Regions from separate parts of the Homo sapiens genome. Here regions 1, 2 and 4 are each linked to region 3. Evidence: chromatin loops called from intact Hi-C (ENCODE). Cell type or tissue: ascending aorta. All regions are shown on one strand. Links, peaks and the distances in the headings refer to the core of each region. The heading gives the core; the rest is flanking DNA.

Region 1 (5,000 bases), core at 1-5,000, 590 kb after region 3:
ATGGACACAGGAAGCGGAACATCACACACGGGGGCCTGTTGTGGGGTGGGGGGAGTGGGGAGGGATAGCATTAGGGGATATACCTAATGTTAAATGACAAGTTAATGGGTACAGCACACCAATATGGCACCTGTATACATATGTAGCTAACCTGCACATTGTGCACATGTACCCTAAAACTTATAATAAAGAAAAGAAAAGAAAGATTGTAGATATATTAAAAAAAGATTATCTTACCAATTTTTAAGAATTCATTATATATTATGTACATGAACTTTAGTCTACCATATTTATTACAAATATTTTTCTCAGTCATTTTGCTGATTTACTTTTTAAAAAGAATATAAATGTATTATTACCACTGAACTGTACCCTTAAAAATGATAAAGATGGTACTTTTATATGTATATTTTACCTTAATAAAAATTAAATTAAAAATTGAAAAAAAAATACAGAAAAAAAATTAGCAGGGCGTGGTTGCAGGCGCCTGTAGTCCCAGCTACTCAGGAGGCTGAGGCAGTAGTATGGTGTGAACCCGGGAGGCGGAGCTTGCAGTGAGCCGAGATCGTGCCACTGCACTCCAGCCTGGGCGACAGAGCGAGACTCTCTTCTCAAAAAAAAAAAAAAAAAGAGTGTGGTTTGAATATGAGTAAAGAAAGAGTTTGATGGCATGGTTGAAGTATCTTGAAAATAGAAAATGATTAATGAGAAAAATAGGGAAATTTAGCTGTTATTTGAATCCAATGAAGAGTTGAGATTTTGAACCTAATCCATGCATTTATATTGCCTTTTACAACCTAGGAATAAGATATTTTCATGTCTCTTTCCATCCCTCCTGCCTCCTCTTACCACCCAAAGATGTTCATTGTAGCTTAGCTCAAGATGTTATAAAGTTGGGAAAAAATGTGAGATTAAGATGCCGCCAACTTTAGCCAGTGGCACAGTCAGGAGTGACTTTCAGGCATTGTCTCCATCAGTTTTCAGGAAGGTTGTTTAAATGCGGGGAGTACCATGGGGATGAATTACCCACCATACAGATACTGAGGTGTTTAAAAATTTCGTATGTCCAAGCATATTTAACTTTAAAATTTATTTTTGTTACTAATAAGTTTCTTATTTCTTCATTCTTACCTTCTTTGTTGATTCTTACCTTCTTTTATTTTATTTTTTTTTGTTTTTATTTTTTATTTTTTAAATTTATTTTATTTTTTTTCTTTCTTTTTTTTAAATTATACTTTAAGTTCTAGGGTACATGTGCACAACGCGCAGGTTTGTTGCATATGTATACATGTGCCATGTTGGTGTGCTGCACCCATTAACTCGTCATTTACATTAGGCGTATCTCCTAATGCTATCCCTCCCCCCTCCCTCCACCCCACGACAGGCCCCAGTGTGTGATGTTCCCCACCCTGTGTCCAAGTGTTCTCATTGTTCAGTTCCCACCTATGAGTGAGAACATGCGTCCAAGTGTTCTCATTGTTCAATTCCCACCTATGACTGAGAACATGCTGCGTTTGGTTTTCTATCCTTTTTAATGAACAACTATATTGAGAGAGAGACGGGTAGGCCTGGACTTCCTGTCCAGTTAGTGGACACTTGCCTGTCTGTTAGAGCCCAATTAAAAGCTCAGGCCCTTCAAGAAGTCCTTCTTCCATCCTCTCCAAACTTTTAGTTCTACGGTTAATGAAGTTTAGTGCTTCATCATTACTAATGCTCTCTAGGTGTCAGTCCTTGTGCAGTTCTCCCTTTTTTTTTTTTTTTTTTGAGATAGGATATCACTCTGTTGCTCAGGCTGGAGTGCAGTGATACCACAATCATGGCTTACTGCAAGTTCGACCTCCTGGGCTCAAGCAATCCTCCTGCCTCAGCCTCAAGTAGCTGGTACTACAGGCATATGCAACCATGCTTGACTAATTTTTTTATTTTTTGTAGAGACAGGGTCTTACTGTGTTGCCTAGGCCGGTGTTGAACTCCTGGCCTCGAGTAATCCTCCCAACCCTGGCCTCCCAAAGTAATGGGATTACAGATGTGAGCCACTGCACCCAGCATAGTTCTCTTTTTGGCTTCAGGTTCAACTGATACTTACTGAGCAGCTGCATACTGAGCTAGGCATTTTCACATCTGTTTCTCATGGAGTTACATCCATGTCACAACCTAAACATGATACTGAAGTAGGAATCATCATCACTTTGGTTTACAGATAAAGAATGTGAGTCTCAGATAGGAGGCTTGTTTCAGGGTCATATGCTTAATAAGTGGCAGAGCCAAGAGAGAAACCTGGGACATCTGACTTCAAAGCCATTTTTCTTTCTTACATAACACAGTATGGATAACACATTTCAATAGAAGGAAAGCAGTTTGATGCTGGACAGTATACTGTGTATTTATTTTTTTTCTGACATGCAAGTGTCACCCACACTTTTTTTTTTAATATTTTAATTCTTCCTTCTGCTTTTTAACTAGACCCAGACCTGAAAGCCTGACTCATGATTTAAAGTATTCCCTTATCTAATGAGATTTCAGGAGTCTAGGGCAAGCCTCCCTCAAGTGAAACAGTGGAAGTCTTACTAGAAGGTAGTTAGTAGATGCGGGAGTGTACTCCCTCAAATGATAGAATTCACCCAGAGCAAATTCACCATGCTTCCCGATTTAATGGACATCTCCCTGCTGAAAGAACCCGCACACCTGGCCAGGCTGGTGTTCGTGAGCCTATCACTAAGATTTTACTGCCATCTAGTGGTAGCTCATTGTGCCATTGTGATCCTCACAGCCGTAACTGTAGTCATGCAGTCATCAATGACCCAAGCTTTGGTTAATTACTACTGAGCTTTTAGAAATGCGATAACATTTGTATAGCGCTTTGTAAAGGGCAAAGCGCTATATAAATGTTAACTGTTATTAGAACTAATTATTAGATGGCCTAGTACTTAATCTGCAGGATTGCCTACAGTAAACTAGGGAATTGAAGATTCATCTCTGATTAATTTTAAAAAATATATATCTGAGTTGATGCAGCAACACAAATATCAGAATTGCTTAGCTTTTAAGTTTCAGGATTTCTTTTGCTGGTGATATTTTAATATACTCTGATAATAGATTCAAATAAGTAATGACATAATAGTGTATGGAATTTAAAAACTCAAATTATCTTTATCATTTGTTAGCACTCTTATAGAACATTTATGTTAGCAACTCCAAAGTTCAGTTTCATACCCAATATTATAATTTGTTTTTATTTCCTCTGTTGGAGACACCAACACTTAACTCCTTTTTGCTTTCAGTGGACAGAAAGTTATAAAAGCTACCTCTGCCCAAGCTATTCTTGGTTCAAAGCTGGCAGACATATCAAAGAGAAGCTAGAATGAGGTAAATATGTGGAATTGCTGAACTAAGCACCTGGGGGAACATTTTAAGACTTAGAACAAGAATAAACACATTAAAATATAGAAGATTTAGAAATCAGAGGGAAATCAGGAATAAAGTTTTAGGACTACATTATTGGTGCATACTGGAAAATTGAGATGAATGAGAGGGGACCTATTCAGAGGGGCAATAGATGTATATGCCATAGCATGTATATACATACACTGTTATATATTCATATGTTACACCAGTCACTTAACTGCCGCTGTAGCAATGAATAGAATCGCTAGTGAATTATAACGTTGCTCAGGTTATAGTAATAATTGCTATGATAAATTTTAGGTAAATGTGAACTAGAAACAGATGTGTTTTTCAAAGCCTTAATACATCTATCTCCTGAGATGATGAAAGAGGGGCTTCAATCTAGGGGATAGAGATATTTATGTGCCCAGGATAGCCTGAAAAGCAAGACTTACATACTTCCTTGTTTATTCAGAAAGTTAAACCCTATTGGAATGAGCTTTGAGAGGAATTTGTTTTCCAGATGAGCCCAATATTCCTCTTTCTGAAATTAGTCTGGCAAGAAACAGAAACTGAATTTTCTTGGTTGAATCTTGCATGATACGTTCAGTGAATTTTACTACTTATAAAATTTGCCTACTACTAAACATAAGAATCAAGCCTTGCTTTTTTCTTCTTCCTCTGTAGATCTTCTCTCTACTCTAGACTCTTAAAATTCTTCATTTGGTTAGTTCTTCAGCTTTCAATAAATACTGGTTGAGTGCCTGTATACGCCAAGCAGTATACTAGGTGCAGCAGATACTGTGGTAGGGAAAAAAACAGAAAAGGTATACCCACCCTTATGGAGCTTTCAGGCCAGGGAAGAGATAATAATCAACCAATACCCCAAATAATTTTCATCAGAGTTTATAATTAAAATTGTATGAAGTAAATTAGCACAGGGTGCTGTGGGAGAGTATTAAAGAGGCTCTCTGCTGGGCGAGAGATGATGTCTCTGAGGAAGTAACATTTGAAATCTTAAGCATAAGTAGCAGTTAAATAGTCAAAGAGAGAACAACAGTCAAATGTGTCTAAGTATTAATCAAATTTTGTCTAATTATATCTTTGGTCTAATTCTGTCAAATTGTTATATGCATCAATATACAAAGATAGCCAAAAAACTTCCCTGTAGATTCTAAATAATAGCAAAGGCTTTACATTCATATTAATCAAGAGTAGCCTTTCCTCTTCCGTAAATGTGATTAGTCTCAAAAGCATGTTCTATTGAGATCTTAGATGTTGATTTAACTGGTTGAAAATGCATTGAGCTTGTTAAGTTTACGAAGCTGTAACAGCAGTTCTGCCTGACTAATGATGGATTATTACTGTAGTAGCTTCTTTACGAAGGATTTTTGAATGGCTGATCGTTATGCAACAGAAACTAGAAAAACACACTTGAGATACGGTGCCTTCTCATACGTATTCCATCATGGCACCATGAAGGGCACTGAGAGGGGCTTTGGGTTTGGCAGATGGGGCAGAAGGCTAGGAATAAAAAAAATCCCCTTGTATTGGCCGTGCTCTGCTGGATGCTCTCTGTGTGACCTTGAGCAAATCCTGTAGCCTGTCTATCCTTC
Region 2 (5,000 bases), core at 1-5,000, 82 kb after region 3:
AGTATGTTACCCAGGCTAGACTCGAACTCCTGGGCTCCAGCAATCCTCCTGCCTCAGCCTCCTTAGTAGCTGGGACTACAGGTGCTCACCACCACACCCAGTGTTTTTTAAAAAAAAGAAGAAACTGAGGTAGATTATTCCAATCCTATTAAAAGATGAGAATTTATTATCCCTTAAAAGTTGACCAAGGGTTAAGGCTTGATAGAAAGCAAAACAACTCAGTGATCTTTCACTATATACCCAAAATCTGGCATTAAGTGTGGCCCACAGTAGGTACTCAAATACTTCAAAATGAAAAGTATTTATATGTCCTCCAGATAAGGCAAGCACTAAGCTAAAAAATGCCTCTTGGAAGGACATTTTTATTTTTGTTTATTTATACACTCCGAGCTATGTAGGCAGAAAGTGGGAGGTGTAAGGATGGTATCTGAAGGAAAAAGGAGTACGGGAAGACTTAGGAAGGTCCTCTCGAACTTGATTTTCAGAAGCAAAAGAAATTAGTTTTGTATAGGGAACTTCAATCTATGAAGCAGAAACAAAAGAATAAAAATCTTCTGCCAGAAGTCTTCCAGGACTTGAAAAGCATCTTGGATTTCCTGAGCCTGTCTTATCGGTCCTAGATTCAAATATTCTCAACCATTTTTAGATCATAAATGCTAAGGACTGTACACGCATGGCGGGGTAGTGGAATATGACTATAAAGAGGCCAAAGTAGCTCCCCCAGAGAAAAGGTAGCAAAGTCAGCCACGGTAAACTAATTCTATTAAAGGGTACTACCATCCTACTTTCCTACCCTGAGCGGAAAATCTTTTAATATCTAAGCACTCAAAGAATCACAATACCCCATGGCTTACTTGTATCTCTACTTTCAAAACCCTGGTAGATTACAGTTATTTCTTGACTTTATGATAGGCTTTTTCATATGCTGATTAATGTTGCATTAACCATTTTTAGACCACATATAAAGTCATGCATAACCTTGCTGTTCAACTGAGTAAAAGAAAAACTCCAAAAATTATGATTGCCTCTTAACTTACAGAAAATGCAAACTTAACCAATCCCCACAGATAGGTTGATGCTGGCTTTAAAAAGTTTAGGGGAAAGGGATTTCTAATTATCATATTCTCCACATAAATTGTATTTTCAGAAGCAAGAGAAATACAGGAAACTTTAGTCTACAAAGCAATAAACAAAAATATGAAGTCCGTTGCTGCCAACCAGTGAACTGCTTCACTGGCAGTTTACCCAAGTTGTCTTCAGAAAGGAGACTCATGCAAGATTGCTCCATTGGTCCTAATGCAACTAAGAGAAGTGGCCCTGGGGATTTTTATTTTTTAATTCTTTGTCTTCTTTTCATTGCATTTCCAAAAAGAAAGCTAATATCACTATGTGTAACCGTAGAAAGAATATGCAAGAACAATGAACAAAAACCCTGACTCAGCTATCTCTTGCTTGACTGATTTCAGTATTTGATGCCTTAGTTTACTCATCTGTAAAATGGTGACCTTGACCTATTATATCAAAGAATTTCATCAGCTACAAAACTGTATGATTTACTCATTTTATAGCCATAAAAATACACCCTGATCCACATGCCCAGAATCTAAATGTATTAAAAATAATGAAAGTGTTCATGGGTTTTTCCTAAACAGCAGTCACTGTGCTAATCATTTCTCATGCATTATCTCAAGTCATCCTCACAACTACTATATCCTGGTAGATGGTACCAACACCTCATTTTACAAATGAGCAAACAGACTGATAGAGATTAGTAATGTGCCCAAAGACACACAGCTACTAAGCACCAATACCAGCATTTGAAAAAAAGGGCTGTGCTATGAGTCTGCCTTTCTAACTGTTATGCTGTATCCATTGCATTAAAAAAAAATCAAGATCAGTATGCAGAAAATTGAGCAGTGAGAAAGTTACTACACATCTCAATTTCTATAGGTGTCACTATTATCTTTAAGGCTGATCAATCCAAAGTAGTTTAACCTAAGACCTGTGAGACATTCACATTCTATGTTGCTCTGCAGTACAGAGGCACATACATCTGATGTCAAGCTATTTTCATTTTAAAAAGGTAAATCAGAATAAAGGTTTAATTACAGCTTTTTTTAATTAAAAAAGAAAAATAAACTGAAGCCAAAATTAAGTGTACGTATATAAGCCACAAAAATATCTTCCAGAAAAAAATAAAAAAGAAGAGATTTCAGATAAAATGATCCCAGGGGTTGGTGTGTATAGAGAAGTAAAGAAGCTCAAGAAACCTGACCCTGGGAGAGGGTGTAGTGGACGAAAGAAGCCAATCCCTTCTCTCAAGAGTAGGAACAGAAATCTAGGAAGAAAAAATACAAAGGGGACGTAAGAGAAATGACTCAACTAGAAGTAGTTCTAGCCCTGGCCCTGAGACCCATATGAAGAGCCAAATCAGATAAAGTACATCTTAAAACTGGAACATAGTAGAAGGTATTTTTATTAATGCTGATCTAGAATATTCCTGATTTAGAGCTCACTGATGATCTCTTTGCCAAAGTATTCAGAGCTCAAAATCATCAGAAAGGAAAATTCCACTTCACTTAATCTTTACTTTAAAAAAACAATAAATAACTATCTTTTGTGTGAAATTCCCTACAGCAAGGGCTACATTATTCAGCTGGTCCTCTAGTTTTTGTAGCCATGTTCTTTCAAAGGATTAGCTTGGTCTCATAGTCACTGGCATTTGAAACCCCTGGTTTAGCAAAACAGTCTTATCAAAAGTTTTTGCTCCCTATGCTTAAACCAGACCTTTATAGATATCTATGAATGCTGGACAATAGTGTTATAAGCTAAAAGCACAAAGCAGAGTGGCAGAATGAGAGGTCAAGCTAAACCTTTGAAAGAACATGACTATTCAAAACCAGAACACTCTGATAACAAATTTTCAAGAAAGATGTATTTATTATTTCTCCAGATAACTCTGTCTAGACTATATCAAACAAGATAGCTTTAACATCAAAATCACCTTTTTTATGAACCTATAAATAGTGCCACTGCAAATGGTTGTCCAGATGGTACCCTGCATAGGAAGTGTGGCCAATGGGATGAGGATTAGCTGAAATTCAGCTACACTATGCTAGCCATGCCATGCTCCTTGGGCTGGGGTGTTATAGAGTGGGGAGAGGTAGCAGCACTTTACTTATTTATTTAGAGACAGGGTCTTGCTCTGTCACCAAGGCTGGGGCTGTAGTGCAGTAACAGAAATTATAACTCACTGGAGCCTCAAATTCCTGGGCTCAAGCGATCCTCCTACTTCAGCCTCCTGAGCAGCTAGGACTATAGAGGTTTGTCACTACACCAAGCTAATTTTATTTTATTTTACTTTATTTTATTTTTTGTAGAGACAGGTCTCACTCTGTGGCCCAGGTTGGTCTCAAACTCCTGGCCTCAAGTGATCCTCCTGCCCCAGTCTCCCAAAATGCTGGGATTATAAGCATGACATTTATTTTTAATTTGCCCAAAGACACAATGGTCACCATACGCATGGACTTCTGTCTATATTACCCATATAAATTCCTATCTTAAGTCACCACAAGTTCATGTAAAGGCTGATATTTGTAAGGCCAACTAAATTTTTATTTTACTTCATTTTACTCTAACTGTAGTTGATTGGACCAGTTTGTTTCATGAATAGGGATCCTTATCTCACTCAATCTGTCCATTATTTTACCATTTCACACTACCCACAGGCCCACAATGTACCCTATAGTGAAAGGGAAGGTGTGAATCATATTTGCAAAGACAAGCTGCAAAATCTACACCTGCAATAATCTATATTAAATTACAAATCTTAGGCCAGGTGCGGTGGCTCACATCTGTAATCCCAGCACTTTCGGAGCTGAGGTGGGCAGATCATTTGAGGTCAGGAGTTCAAGACCAACCTGACCAACACGGTGAAACCCCGACTCTACCAAAAAAATACAAAAATCAGCTGGACGTGGTGGCGTACATCTGTAGTCCCAGCTACTCAGGAGACTGAGGCAGGAGAATCCCTTGAACCCAGGAGGCAGAGGCTGCAGTTATCCGCGATGGCACCACTATATTCCAGCTTGGGTGACAGAGCAAGACTCCATCTCAAAAACAAAAACAAAAACAGAAACAAAATATTTACAGATCTTTCCAAATAACTGATCTATGGACTAAACAGTCATCAGGAAAAAAAAAAAAAAAAGCTAGTACATCATACTTCTGTATTGTCAAAACCATGAAGAGAAAATTTCAAATTTGTGCAAAACAGTTCTTTTGTTCTCAATGTTAAAATTTCTGGGTCTTAAGCCAGTAAGTTTAATTTTGAGAAGCAGAGCACCAGGAAGGGGAGTGGGGGGATGGCGGAGAAAGAAAGCAATAGAACACATTAATGGTAAGTTCTCAACAACCAGAAAGTTTATATCAATCCTCTGAAGTGTGAGGACATAGAATAAAGTCATATATGTTTAAAATCTATGCGTTATGTTTAATATATTAAATGCAAAATATAGATTTTCAGTGGGATCTCATCTACATAAAAATATAATGTGAAATACTGACAGAGGTTATAGTCACCAGAAAGATTACAATGACTTATTTTCTTCTTTTTTGCTTTTCTAGATGTCCACACTTTCTAAAATTAACACATACTTATTTCAAAATCAGGGAAAATGTTAGATTCCTTCTTGAAACTAAAATATGTTCTTTCTGGTAGAACATTATTATTATGTCAAATCCTTGTAATGGAAACCTTTTACTTTCACCATTCCAGATAACAGAAAATTATGGTTTAACCAAAAATATAATAAATCTGCAGAAAAAAAGTCATGTCAATAAATAAACTAATTATCTGCTGACTACTTAACTATGTACCAGATAGCATTTAATAATCTCAAATGGGAGAAAGGAGATATTATGCTTATTTTAGATTTATACAAACCTAAGCCCAAGGTAAATTAGCAGCAGATCCTACAATTGAATTTGTGCCTTCAGAT
Region 3 (5,000 bases), core at 1-5,000:
AAGCATTTCTCACCTGCTGCAGAATGTGTCTTTCTCTCAATGTCATTAACCTTCTGTGAAGCTCTACCAGTTCATCTAGGTATGCCTGAAAGAGAAGAATGTCCCCGAAAAGGACAAGCACTTTAAGTAGTAGTTCAAAAATAAATGAATATGTAAGTAAGAACACACAGGCAGCAGCAGCTGGAGGTTTCTCATTACACCACTCTAGCCCAGGCTGTGTGCACTCAGTGCCCAAAGGCCTCTGCAGAACAAGCCTGTCTTGGACCAGTCATTACCTTTATCACACCAACTTCAAAAAGGGAGTTGGAGTGAATTCTTGGACTTAATTGCTCTTATGAAGATTCAAGTCAGTAGACTCACTTTCCTCCAACAATATCTCTACAAAAGGTAGGGAAATTAAATGCTAAATTGTGAGTTTAAACATATTAACAAAGGCTACTTTCATTTTTTTTTCATTCTTGAATCTCAGAAGGTTTCTAAGAGAAAAAAATTCTAAGTTTGAACATGGAAACAAGAATGTACATTACCAATTAAGTCAGGGGAATTTTGTGGGGTTTTTCCTGTTTGTTTTGTTTTTGTTTTAAAAAGGCTTCCTGGTCATACCAAACATTGCTAGTAAGCAATGCCAGCAAGTGACAGAAGAACAGAAGAATGTATTACGAAAAACAGGGATCACTATCTAATTATCATCTGATTTGTGAAGAGCTCCCCTGAAAGGGGAGAGGGGGTACCTCTCTTTCCATATGCTCAGACTCACGAGTCTTTGTTAGTGTAACTGCATGGGTGCCCCCAGCACCATTTGCGATAAAGGCAAATGAAAGATTTGTGAAACATTACAGAGGTCTGCCCTGGCCCTACAGAGCAAGGTTAGGGCTCTGCCCAAACCAGGCAACTTAACCCCACCAGGTGTTGTAGTCAGGTTTCAGAAGCATGACGCACACTCTGGGAAAGCACACTGCACTAGCATCAGATGTCTTGCTCATCTACATCTGAGATTCCTTAATATTCTATCTCTACCACAATTCTCTTAATTCCCAATTCAATGTGCCTGAAATCCCTTGGCAACGTAGGCATCATGGCAAATGACAGCATAAGGCCAAGCTTAATACTGAAGATATAAACAACACATGGAAAACAAACTACAAAGCACTGGGATGAAATACTCATCATTTGGGCATCTTGGACACTTTGATGAAGAAAATGAAAGGAGAACCAGCAAGGATGATCAAGGGCAACACAAAGAAACGGAAGGCTTGTCAGTGTTGGAGCCCTCCTAGTAACAGACTAGAAACCTACCTTGTCACATTCACCATTCTTTATTTGCTTATCTGATTTGCTTTGCTTTATTGGACTTTTCACTTCAAGAATCTAGGGATCAAAGAGAACGCTGTGTTAAATTTTATTTCAAGCATCTCTTAGCTAACCAGCCACCTAAACAAAGGCATCCACTGAATGAAATGTACAGTAACATTTGCTTTCCAAATAGCATTTCTTTTCTATACATTTTCCTTCTTCTCTCTAATCTTATTTTCCTTGGAAAATGAATTACTTAGATCTGAAATGCTGAGTCAGAAAAGTAGAACTAAAAAAAAAAAAAAAAAAAAAACAACACAGTTGATGATAAGGAAATTGATCTAAGCTTCCAAGGCTGCTTCTCTTTTGCGACAACACTCTCACCATATGTATAGCAGCTGAGTTATACAGAGATTATAGTTCCCTCTGGCAAGAATTTTTTTCCTATTCATTCTGCTGTTTCAGCATGACTACTAGTGTTCAGTATGCTAGGGATGATAAAAACAAATACTCAAATGCCCTTTTTAGTACCTAACTTTCACATTCTAAAATTACTCATATGCACAAAACTGATACAGCTTTGGAAATGAAGATGGCCGACTATCTTCTGTGTTTTAAGAAATGATGTGTTTACCCTTGGTAAAACGCCAAGTGCTTTTCCTTTTATCTGGACTGATTACAACTTAAGTTATGAATAGCTTTACATACTGTATAGAAGCTTTGGTGGGAAGCTATGTTTCTACTTAATAAAAAGGAGAAGCAAATTATTATTTAATAAATGCAGCTGATTTCTTTGACAGCATCTTCAAAACTGAGGATTAAAAGGGAAGTATTTTTAAATGGTCCTCACTTGAAAAAGCTTGAAACCACTAAATTTATAAATGATGAGTGCTTACACATGTGTATAAACACAAAAAGCAAAGTAATTTGTCTTTTTCATTATAACTCATTATGAAGTGAGTTGTTATAACTGGAGACTAATATTAAAGGAGGAAAATGCCAAATAAAGGACCTAATTTATCTTAAGAGGTTTTATATTCCTACTGTTCTCTTTACCCATTCTGTGCCCTAACTTAGTAACACTTCTGTCCACAAGTTTACCACATTCCGTAACATAAAGATTTTAAGAATGAGTCCACTTTTAATCTGTAGTGGCAAGAGCACTGATTAGGCTCAGAAGCCCAAGTTCAAGTCCCAGCCTTATTATTTAATATTTTTGGACCGCAAAGGATGAAATGGGAGAGATGAACAAGATAAGACCCAGATTCCCATTCAGCTTTAACATTTTTTATTACTAATAAACATTTTACTGGATGAGGATAGGAACATGACATCCTGGAAAAGACCGAATACTCCTGAAGGGGCATATTTTTATTTTAATTGAGAATAATGCACGAGTAAAAAGTGTCCTTTTAACAGTCTTTCCTGACAATCATGCTTTTTTTCATCATTTTTAATATGAAGATAACCAAATGACTAATTTGACCAGGCTAACTTAAAATACAATACTTTTGGCAACACAAGGAAATTACGTATTAACAGAGGCAAGGCAATCGTTTTTAACATGCTCCACTGTAAAGGAAACCAAATACTCCACTACATTCAGAATTTCCTCCTCCATTGTTGTTGAAAGTGAGATCTCAAGGGAAAAATCAGCGCTGAGACCTAGGAGCAAGTAGGTCAGTAGATGGCACTCCTCGCCAACTCAGATACTGGGCTGGGCATGCAGAGACAATCCGCTGAGATTTCAGGCAAGAAAAAAAGAAAAAAAAAGTGCCTGCCTGCTTGACTTGTGCATTACAGAACTGAATTTTGTTCCCATCATATCCCGCTGCCTCCCACGATCCCCTCCTCCAACTCCTGTACTCTGGGTGTTGAAGTGACTTGAGGACGCTGTATTTGCAATAGAACTTTGCTAACTAGGTTTAGAGAGTTCTGCCACCTTTTCTTCAAAGCAGAAAATAGAACATTTGGACGCTGAAGTCCCACCCCACACATTCCGTAAGTGCTACAGCACAGAAGGCCAAAATACATTGAAATCCTAGTTTCTTTCTTCTGAAGTTGCAGTGGCAGGAACAAAAGCTCCGGGTGTCAGTGACCCGCCTCAAGTTACTGAGTGGCTGCCCAGAGAGGGCTCAGTTAATCTTCCTTCTTTGATCTCTCCCTGCTCCAAAATAAACAGCTTTGTCAAAACCTCATTCTGAGAGAGCTGAGCCCTGCTGAAGACAATTGTTTTATTTATGATCATTTCTTATCTTTAGGGAAACAACTCCAGAATAAAAAAGTACAACACCTTGTCTTCCACAGGCTTATTTTAAACCAGTTTAACTGGATAGACTCTTTTTAATTTCATTCAACATGCCTTGCAGGCTGATAGGTGATTTATGATATTCTGAATATTAACCCGGGTCCAATGGATCACTTCCTTCCTTCAAGTCCTTTCTCCCCTCCCTCCCTGCCAAGCTTCTGGCTAAAAAAGATGTGGTATTTTGTTTTTGTTTGAAATTCACATAAGGGAGGTTTGGAGTGAAAAAACCATCTCTGGTTGAAATGACGCAACACTCTTTATTATTACCTATTAAATTGTACTGAGAGAAGCAGAGCTACCTAGACTGCCTAGCTACTCCATTTATAGATACAGCAGTCTCTGAAAATAGAAGAATTGTGGTTTAGTAGCACTTTTGTCTTTAATCTGAGAAAATGTCTTGACAAACGTTCAAGATTATATTTTTCTGTATCACTTTATGAAGAATGACAACTCAGTTATTCACAGATGGATTCTCTACTGATAGATCTTTCATACTAATGACAGTAGCTCCCAACAGTACTCAGGTTAATTACTTGCTTGGTTGACGTGTGACTCTATGTTCACTTTTATTCAGTATGAAAATATTTGACTCCATTAGTACTTCCCCTCTTCTCTAGTCCCTGGAAGATTTGAGAAAAGGCAATGGACATTTCAGCTTTGCCTGGTGCTTTATCAAACTCAGAGATCATTATCAATTCATAGAGAGAGAACAGGCAAGGAGTATGGAAGGAGGAAACTCAAGAGTGTTCCCATTTCGGAGTTAGTCCTTCCAAGTATGTTCTCAACTCTTTATTAATCGTGAAAATTCAGATTCATACTCTTTCTCTATCCCTGTCTCTCTCCCCCTACTTTTCTCCCTCCCTCCTGCGCACACACACACACACACACACACACACACACACATTCAAATACGACTAAAAAGTCATTCCAGAGTGAAATTTAGTTGACTTTTAGATTTTTAAGAAATTTTTACTCTCTTATACCATCAACATAGAGAATTAAGATATACTAGTAATTTTTTTTAAGTCCCAGAAGCTTGACTTAAAGGGATAGCATCACACCTGACCCCAGTGCAAGTGATTTGAGGGGCTAGGAAACCAATACTAAACAAGGTTTAAGAAACCTTTACTTGTCCTCTCGGCTCCAAGACATAGCTCTAAGAAGGTAAGCCCTCCTGTGGTATATATATTTCCTAACCCAGACTAGCTAAAAGTGGAAGCATACGGACTTTCTTACCATGCTTACAAGTGCATGGAGAAAGTGACACATAATACAGTATTATTGGCAGACTGATGATTCACATGTGTGAAGCAACACTTGCCAAATAAACACGCCAAGGAACCAGGAGTATGCTACTTAATCAGATAAGGTAACTTTTACCCTCTCCAGATAGACGATA
Region 4 (6,589 bases), core at 783-5,782, 760 kb after region 3:
TGACTGTGCTTATGGCTCATACTGATAGAAAATGATTGTGTCAAGGAAATGCACTCATGCGATTGAGTTGTGAACTGAAGTAGCCACTCTTTAGCAGAATAACATTTTTAGTGGAAAGAATGACAGACAGACAAACAGTAGTTATTGAGACTTGGGCATTTGACAGTTTTTCAAAATATTTATCAAGTGAACCTGTCACTTCAAGGGCAACAATCACCAGTATTTGTCACCAGTGATAACATTTGAGATCTTAGTAGAAAATTGGAATTTTGGAAAAATTTGTATCCGTCATTACGAGGTTGATAACTTCCTTATTCTTCAAACTTTTGTGGTGATAATAGTGGTGATATAGGCCATTGAATCGTTCGATAATATAGATTGAAATTTAAATACACATTTGTAACATCCGCAAAACTCAGTGAACCAATATTTCCTAAATAACGAATTCATATATTATAAAATTTAGCATGGGCAAAAGAGATCCATTCAGTGTATGGCTTATTCATAAACTTCTATGTAACATAATTTGAAAACTCATTTTTTTTTGGTTTAAATTCCACATTACAACTAATCCTTATGGAACTACCACTTATCCAACTCTGAAATGTTACATGATGCATTATAGCATCAAGTCTTCCTTCCATTTCTAAGATACACTTCTTAATAATGATTAATTAATTTATTAATGTGATTTTAAATGTTGTCACAGTGGAAAATATATGGAACTGGGGAAGATAAGTTAGCTTTGAATCATAGTTCTGCTATATAATAGATATTCTTGTACAGAGTAGGTGCTCAATAAATGAGAGTCATTATTACTTACTGGCAGGCTGTGGAGAATAAGACATTGTTTAAGAGCTTGATAGGATTGGTGAGGATTTAAAGTGCTTCCTGTAAAGTGCTTAGCACAGTCCTTGTTGCAGTGTGAACATTCAATAAACATTAGCTTTTATTATTTATATTAGTGGATTTTGAACATCTTTTCATTGACTTTAAGGAGTGAGGCTAACCTCTTTTTAATTCCTATGTTTGATGAATGTTTACCTCTGTATGTAGCTTTGCTTCAATATATTTTAAGAATAGTGCTTTAATTCCATTACTAACTAAACTACTTATTTTACTTTTTCTTCCTGACTTAACTGAATGTGTCAGTATGATTTTAAATATCTAAATGTTCGCTTTAAAAATCATTTTAAAAAGAATAATTCCAGGCATTGTGATCTAATTATACAACTTAGAGTGTTTTTTCTCTGGAGGAATTTGATAGTTTTCTGTAATCTAATACAGGGTAATTTTTGTGAATGATTTATAAATATATGAAAAATATATTTTTTATTCTAAGTTGTAACTTAGTGCCCCAGAATCTTAGCCAATAATGTATCTTTTTCAATTATATTTGAAATTATTCTTGTTATTTTTCTATGCTATATTTTAAATCACAATGCTAAAAATGTCAATATTAAAATGACATTTTTGTTTGTTTCTCTATATTTGCTAACTTTTTTCTGTATATTGTATATTAAATTTCAGTTCTATGTCTTTTATAATTTGGTTATAAATCCTATTTGTTTCCTATGTATATTGATACTCTTTCTCAAATGTTCATTGAATTCCCACAAGTATCAATATTTATATTAATCAATATCTCATTGATATTAATATTGCCACCTCTATTTTTCCTTTGTTGTATTGCTTTTCTCTTTCTTGCCCATCTTCTTCTTTTACTGTTTTAGTATTTTTAATTTTAGGCTTTTCTCATATGTAGAGTAATAACGGGGTTTGGTTTTAAGCCAATCAAGACTTTTTTCTTTTAATAGGGAACTCTAAGCAGCTTATATTTATTATCTTAACTATTATGTGTTTGGTTCTTCACTTTATTGCTTTATGCTTTACTTCTTGCATTACTTTTATATGTTTTTAACATTTATACTTCCTTCAATTATTTAATTATTATTAATTTCAGACAATATATTTTTAAAAGAAATTTAAATTTTCTCTTATTTTTGAACTAAAAATTGCATAGTACTTTAAAATAACATTTTAAAAGTATTTCAGAACTTTTAACTGATTTTATTATTTACTGCCAGCTCTTACTGATACTGTTGCTTTTGGTCAACATAGTATGTATAAGAGATAGGAGATAAGTAGATCCGTATGCATGTGAATTTATGTTCATAAATAAATATATGGGAAGTTCCACGAAGTTGATGAAGAGAAATTCATTCCTGATTTTAGGAAATAAAAGCATATTAATTTAAATGCTCTTAGAAGGAATGCATTTGGATGCAATAAGCTAGATTAGCGTCACATATTCCAAATATATTCCTGCATGTTTCAGGAGTCATGTAATCAATAGAACAGTGATCAACTTAAACAATTTTCATTTTAAGAAGAAACATGCTATCAATATAAAGTGATGAGTTTGATATTCTTGTCTAGCCTGCAAACTGGCTCTGAAGACAGTTCTCATCCTGGAATTGAAAACTTTTTAAAATAGTGGTAATACTGTTGCCATCATTGATTGTTATAGCTTCTGAAGTGTTTTTCAAGACATATTTGAAACTGTAGCAAGGTACATTTATAATGAAATAAACAACTGAAACTTTTACCTGAGCACCATGTAGACTCTTCCTTTACTATGTCTCTACCCCAACCTTTTACCAAGAAGGCAGATGAATTCTCTTGGGTCTGAGTGTAGCACATAAGCACCAGGGGTTCCCTCATTACACCATGCTTTCCATCTATTTCTGTAGGTTTTTAATGGCCTTTCTTTGGTGATCCTGATCCAATGTTGGACAGGATCAAACTAAAACAATGGAAGAATAAAGATTTTAGGGAACTCTTTTTCTGTGCTCTAGACCCTCAGCTTTGGAGTGTTGCTTTGACTAGTGCTGTCACTCTTAACCAGGTATGTACGCTTGATGTTATACTGCCATCTACTGGCTATACGTCAAATACTGGCTTAGAGACGACATACTGATAACTTTACCATGGTCATTAGCTGGGAATAATTCAGGAAATTAGAATGTAAAGAAAGGACAGTTTGATGTGCTGCCTAAGTAAAAACAAAGAAACAAATGCATAAATGAAGCCCACACAAAACCTCTAATTCATAATAGTGATCCCAGAAATGTGAAATTTGTTTTTCGATCACTGTATTCTTTTTTACTCCCAAGATAATCTTGTTATTTCCCATTTTTGTTAAGTAATTTAAAAAAGAAAAGGGAACATACATTCACACAGGACACTAATCAGAACAACAAGGCTATATTTTTGTTTGTGTTGTGTTTTCAATGAAACAAAAAATTGAACCTCAGGGTTGTTAAACCCTGACATTATGTTCAAATTAATGTTCCAGGAGGGCCCAATTTTGTTTCTAGGGGTTCGTTTTCTCAGATGCTTTTAAAAATGGGTAGAAAGTGGTGCCATGAGAAACAATGGCAGAGTAAAAATCTCTAAAAAATTTGCCCCTTCATAAAAGTAAAGAAAAAATGAGCAAAATTTGTCAGAATAAATCTTTTTACAATATTATGAGTTATCCCAAGGCATGCAACAACCCAGGAGCATTTATTTGAGGAAAACAGCTGTAAGTGTAAGTATAGCCAGATTTGTGGCATATTAACTTGAATTAATCCCATCACCCATTATCAAGTTCAGTGGTAGCCTTAAAAAGCAATGGGCTTCCTTCCTGGTACCACTGGGAATAGAAAAAATCTGGAGTGCCTTCATAGCTTCATTCCTAAAGATTGTCATTATTTGACTTCGAAATACCCTAGTAGAAAGACTTATCTTTATTTAAGCTGTCTGGGAGCTCACTCAAAGCTAAAAGACTCTCCCTGAGGAGTGTTGACTAAAGACATTTACAGGCCAGTGTTTTGATATAGTTGCTACCTGAGGTGATTAATTACGGTTGTAGTAAATAATGACCAACTGAAAATCTTAAAAGGAAAAACAGAGATGAGATGTCTATAAGGGCTTTGACAAATTCTAGCATACTTTTGGGAATCTAGAAGGGCATTGTACATGTGTAAGTTTGTGCACATGTTCAGGAAAGACCCAGTCTTTCACTTCTGGCTGACTTTTATCATAAGCAGAAACTGAAGGCCAAGGCAGGGTTGAAAACTGCCTGGCTAAGTATTAAACATGCACTTCAACATGCACACAGAGCTTCTTGGCTAAAACTGAGAGATTTATTTGTTCCAGATACTTAAGGAAATCTCTGTTCAGTCATTAGCTGGCCACTAAGCTAACTGATTAGAGACTTCAGTGGGCACATGTGCTAACGAATACAGACTTTACAGAATTAGTGCAGAAAAGACAGCAAGTAAACAAATAACAACCCACAACAAGCAGCAACAACAACCTCTTGGGGGATGGGGAACTAATTTATACAGTTGCTGCAGTTTATTATTAAAATGTCCACTTTTCAACAAAAAAATATAAGAATGCAAAGAAACTATGTCTTATACACAGGTGGAAAAGTCATGAATAGAAACTTCCCCCAAAAGCCCAGATATTAAATTTATTAGACAAAAACTTAAACCAGCTGTATTAAATAAGTTCAAACACCTAAAGGAAGCCATTTCTAATTAATTAGAGGAATACAGGAGAACAACATCAGATCAAAGAATACCAATAAAGAGAAAGAAATTATACAGAGGAACTGAATAGAAATTTGCTAGCTAAAACGTACAAAAATTGAAAAAGAAAACTTCACTTGAAGGGTCTAACAGAAGATTTGAGTAGACAGAAGACTCAATGAGCTTGAAGACAGATCAATTGAAATTATGCAGCTGAGGACCACAGAGCAAAAAAATGAATGAAGGAAAATATATAGAGTTTAGAGGACTTGTGGAACACCATCAAGCATACTAACATATATATATAATGAGAACTACAGGAGGAAAAGAGAGAGAAAAGGGGCAGCAAAAATATTTGAAGAAGTGTGGCCCCAAATTTAGCAAGTTTGGTGAAAGATATGAGTCTACACATCAAAAAACCTCAACACACTTCAAGTAGAATAAAGACAAATAGATCACACACAGGATAATCAAATGATTGAAAGCCAAAAACATAGAGAAAATCTTGAAAGCCGGAGGAGAGAAGTGACTCTCACATACAAAGGATCCTCAATAACATTAACAGCAGGTTTCCTATTAGAAAACACAGAGGCCAGAGGGTAGTGGGATGGCATATATAAAATTCTGAAAGGAAAAATAACCGAAGAATTCTATGTCTAGCAAAACTATTCTTCAAAAATATAAGAGAGATAAAAACATTTCCAGATAAACAAAAGCTGACTGAGTCCATCATTAGTAGATCTGTCCTACAAGAAATGCTAACGAGCCTTCTAGGCTAAAATAAAAGGACACTAGACAGTAACTTGAAGGCATATAAAGAACTTTGGTAAAGGTAGGTAAATATAAATAATATTATTGTACTCCCCTTTTTATTTCCTATATGATTTAAAAGTCAAATGCATAAAACAATAATTACTAATCTATGTGAATGGGCAAACAATGTTTAAAGACAAGAGGTCGGAGGGGAGACAGAGCAGCATAGGAGTCAAGATTTTGTACGCTGTTAAATCTAAGCTGGTATCAATTCAAACTAGATTGTTGTAAATATAGAATGTTAATTGTAACTTCCATGGTAACCACTAAGAAAATATTTAAAAAATATAAACGAATCAGAGTGTGAGGGAAACTGGGCAGTATGCTAAAAAAATTAAACACACAAGAAGGCAAAAACATATAAGCTGACTCCCCATTGTGAATCTATTGTGGGAAACACATTATATTCTTAAACTTTAGGAAGCATACTTTTCACCTTGATCCACGCCGTGTTGAAAAACAGAGGGGTGATTGTGGGAGACTGGAATTCAGACAATCACAATGATGACTGTGATGATGGGGGATGAGAAGTCTTCTATATAGCACTTATTAGACTTAATTCTCTCTGTCCTAACACACACGTGAGCACGCATGCACACATGCACACACACACACACACACACACACATGCTTTTTACAAAATATGACAACCTGTATCAATACAGGCTGCAAGGTAATTATTGCGTCAATACTATTATATCTCACAAAGTACAAGTAAAGATTAAACAATCAGGCCTCAGAAAAGGTGAGAACTAGGTAAATCTCATCGTTCTCAGAATATTCTCATTAGCATTATTTAGTTTCTAACTCTAAGGCTTTAGGTTTTTTGAGTCAAATTCTTAGAATAATTTTCTGATTTACTTGTACTGGTTTTGTTAGCCATAGGCAGTAACAACATAGCTGGCAGGCCCCATTGCCATGGCTGGAGAGCTGTTCTTACAGAAGTGAAAACAAAAGATATGGTCTACTACATTCCAAACCTTTCCTTGTTGGTACCTACACTCCTCTTTCTATTGATACTATTTCAAAGATGCTCAATTGTTCAACAATATGCTGCCTTCAAACGACTCAGTTTAGCTTTAGAACATAACTAGGCTGAAAGTGCAAGGATGGAGAAAATTATTTCACACAATTGATAGCCAAAAGAGAGCTGGGGTAAATATACTAGACAAAATAGACTTTAGGTAAAAAAAAAA

Evidence for each region. A loop is a pair of places that touch in the nucleus more often than their neighbours do. Peaks named below come from ENCODE experiments on the same cell type or tissue, not always from the same donor. Only the 100,000 strongest peaks of a DNase experiment are listed, where the experiment ranks them.
Region 1: it touches region 3 in a loop (7-fold over the local background); 86 of 110 quality-filtered maps call a loop at or near these places.
Region 2: a loop joins it to region 3, with 2.0 times the contacts of the local background. A loop is called at or near these places in 2 of 110 quality-filtered maps.
Region 4: it touches region 3 in a loop (5-fold over the local background); 45 of 110 quality-filtered maps call a loop at or near these places.

What each region holds. Positions count from the first base shown.
Region 1 is chr9:20,938,538-20,943,537 of GRCh38, forward strand. The region is part of intron 28 of FOCAD (focadhesin); the gene reads left to right. Among named protein-coding and RNA genes, the nearest start is that of HACD4, 91 kb to the right of the region's middle. RefSeq lists a silencer at 2,783-2,832. In ascending aorta, for the core only: a CTCF peak has its summit at 2,736 (motif pointing left); a DNase peak (open chromatin) is centred at 2,704.
Region 2 is chr9:20,435,241-20,440,240 of GRCh38, forward strand. The region is part of intron 4 of MLLT3 (MLLT3 super elongation complex subunit); the gene reads right to left. Among named protein-coding and RNA genes, the nearest start is that of MIR4473, 27 kb to the left of the region's middle. In ascending aorta, for the core only: no CTCF peak of the experiment used is centred there; a DNase peak (open chromatin) is centred at 2,331; H3K27ac peaks cover 347 bases.
Region 3 is chr9:20,353,512-20,358,511 of GRCh38, forward strand. It overlaps MLLT3 (MLLT3 super elongation complex subunit), which reads right to left. Exons shown (of 11, transcript NM_004529.4): 9 at 1,297-1,368; 10 at 14-85. All of the region lies in intron 3 of LOC124902129 (a long non-coding RNA gene), which reads left to right. Among named protein-coding and RNA genes, the nearest start is that of MIR4473, 55 kb to the right of the region's middle. In ascending aorta, for the core only: a CTCF peak has its summit at 2,988 (motif pointing right); a DNase peak (open chromatin) is centred at 3,030; H3K4me3 peaks cover 1,028 bases; H3K27ac peaks cover 1,607 bases.
Region 4 is chr9:21,108,207-21,114,795 of GRCh38, forward strand. No RefSeq gene overlaps it. Among named protein-coding and RNA genes, the nearest start is that of IFNW1, 30 kb to the right of the region's middle. In ascending aorta, for the core only: a CTCF peak has its summit at 2,942 (motif pointing left); no DNase peak of the experiment used is centred there.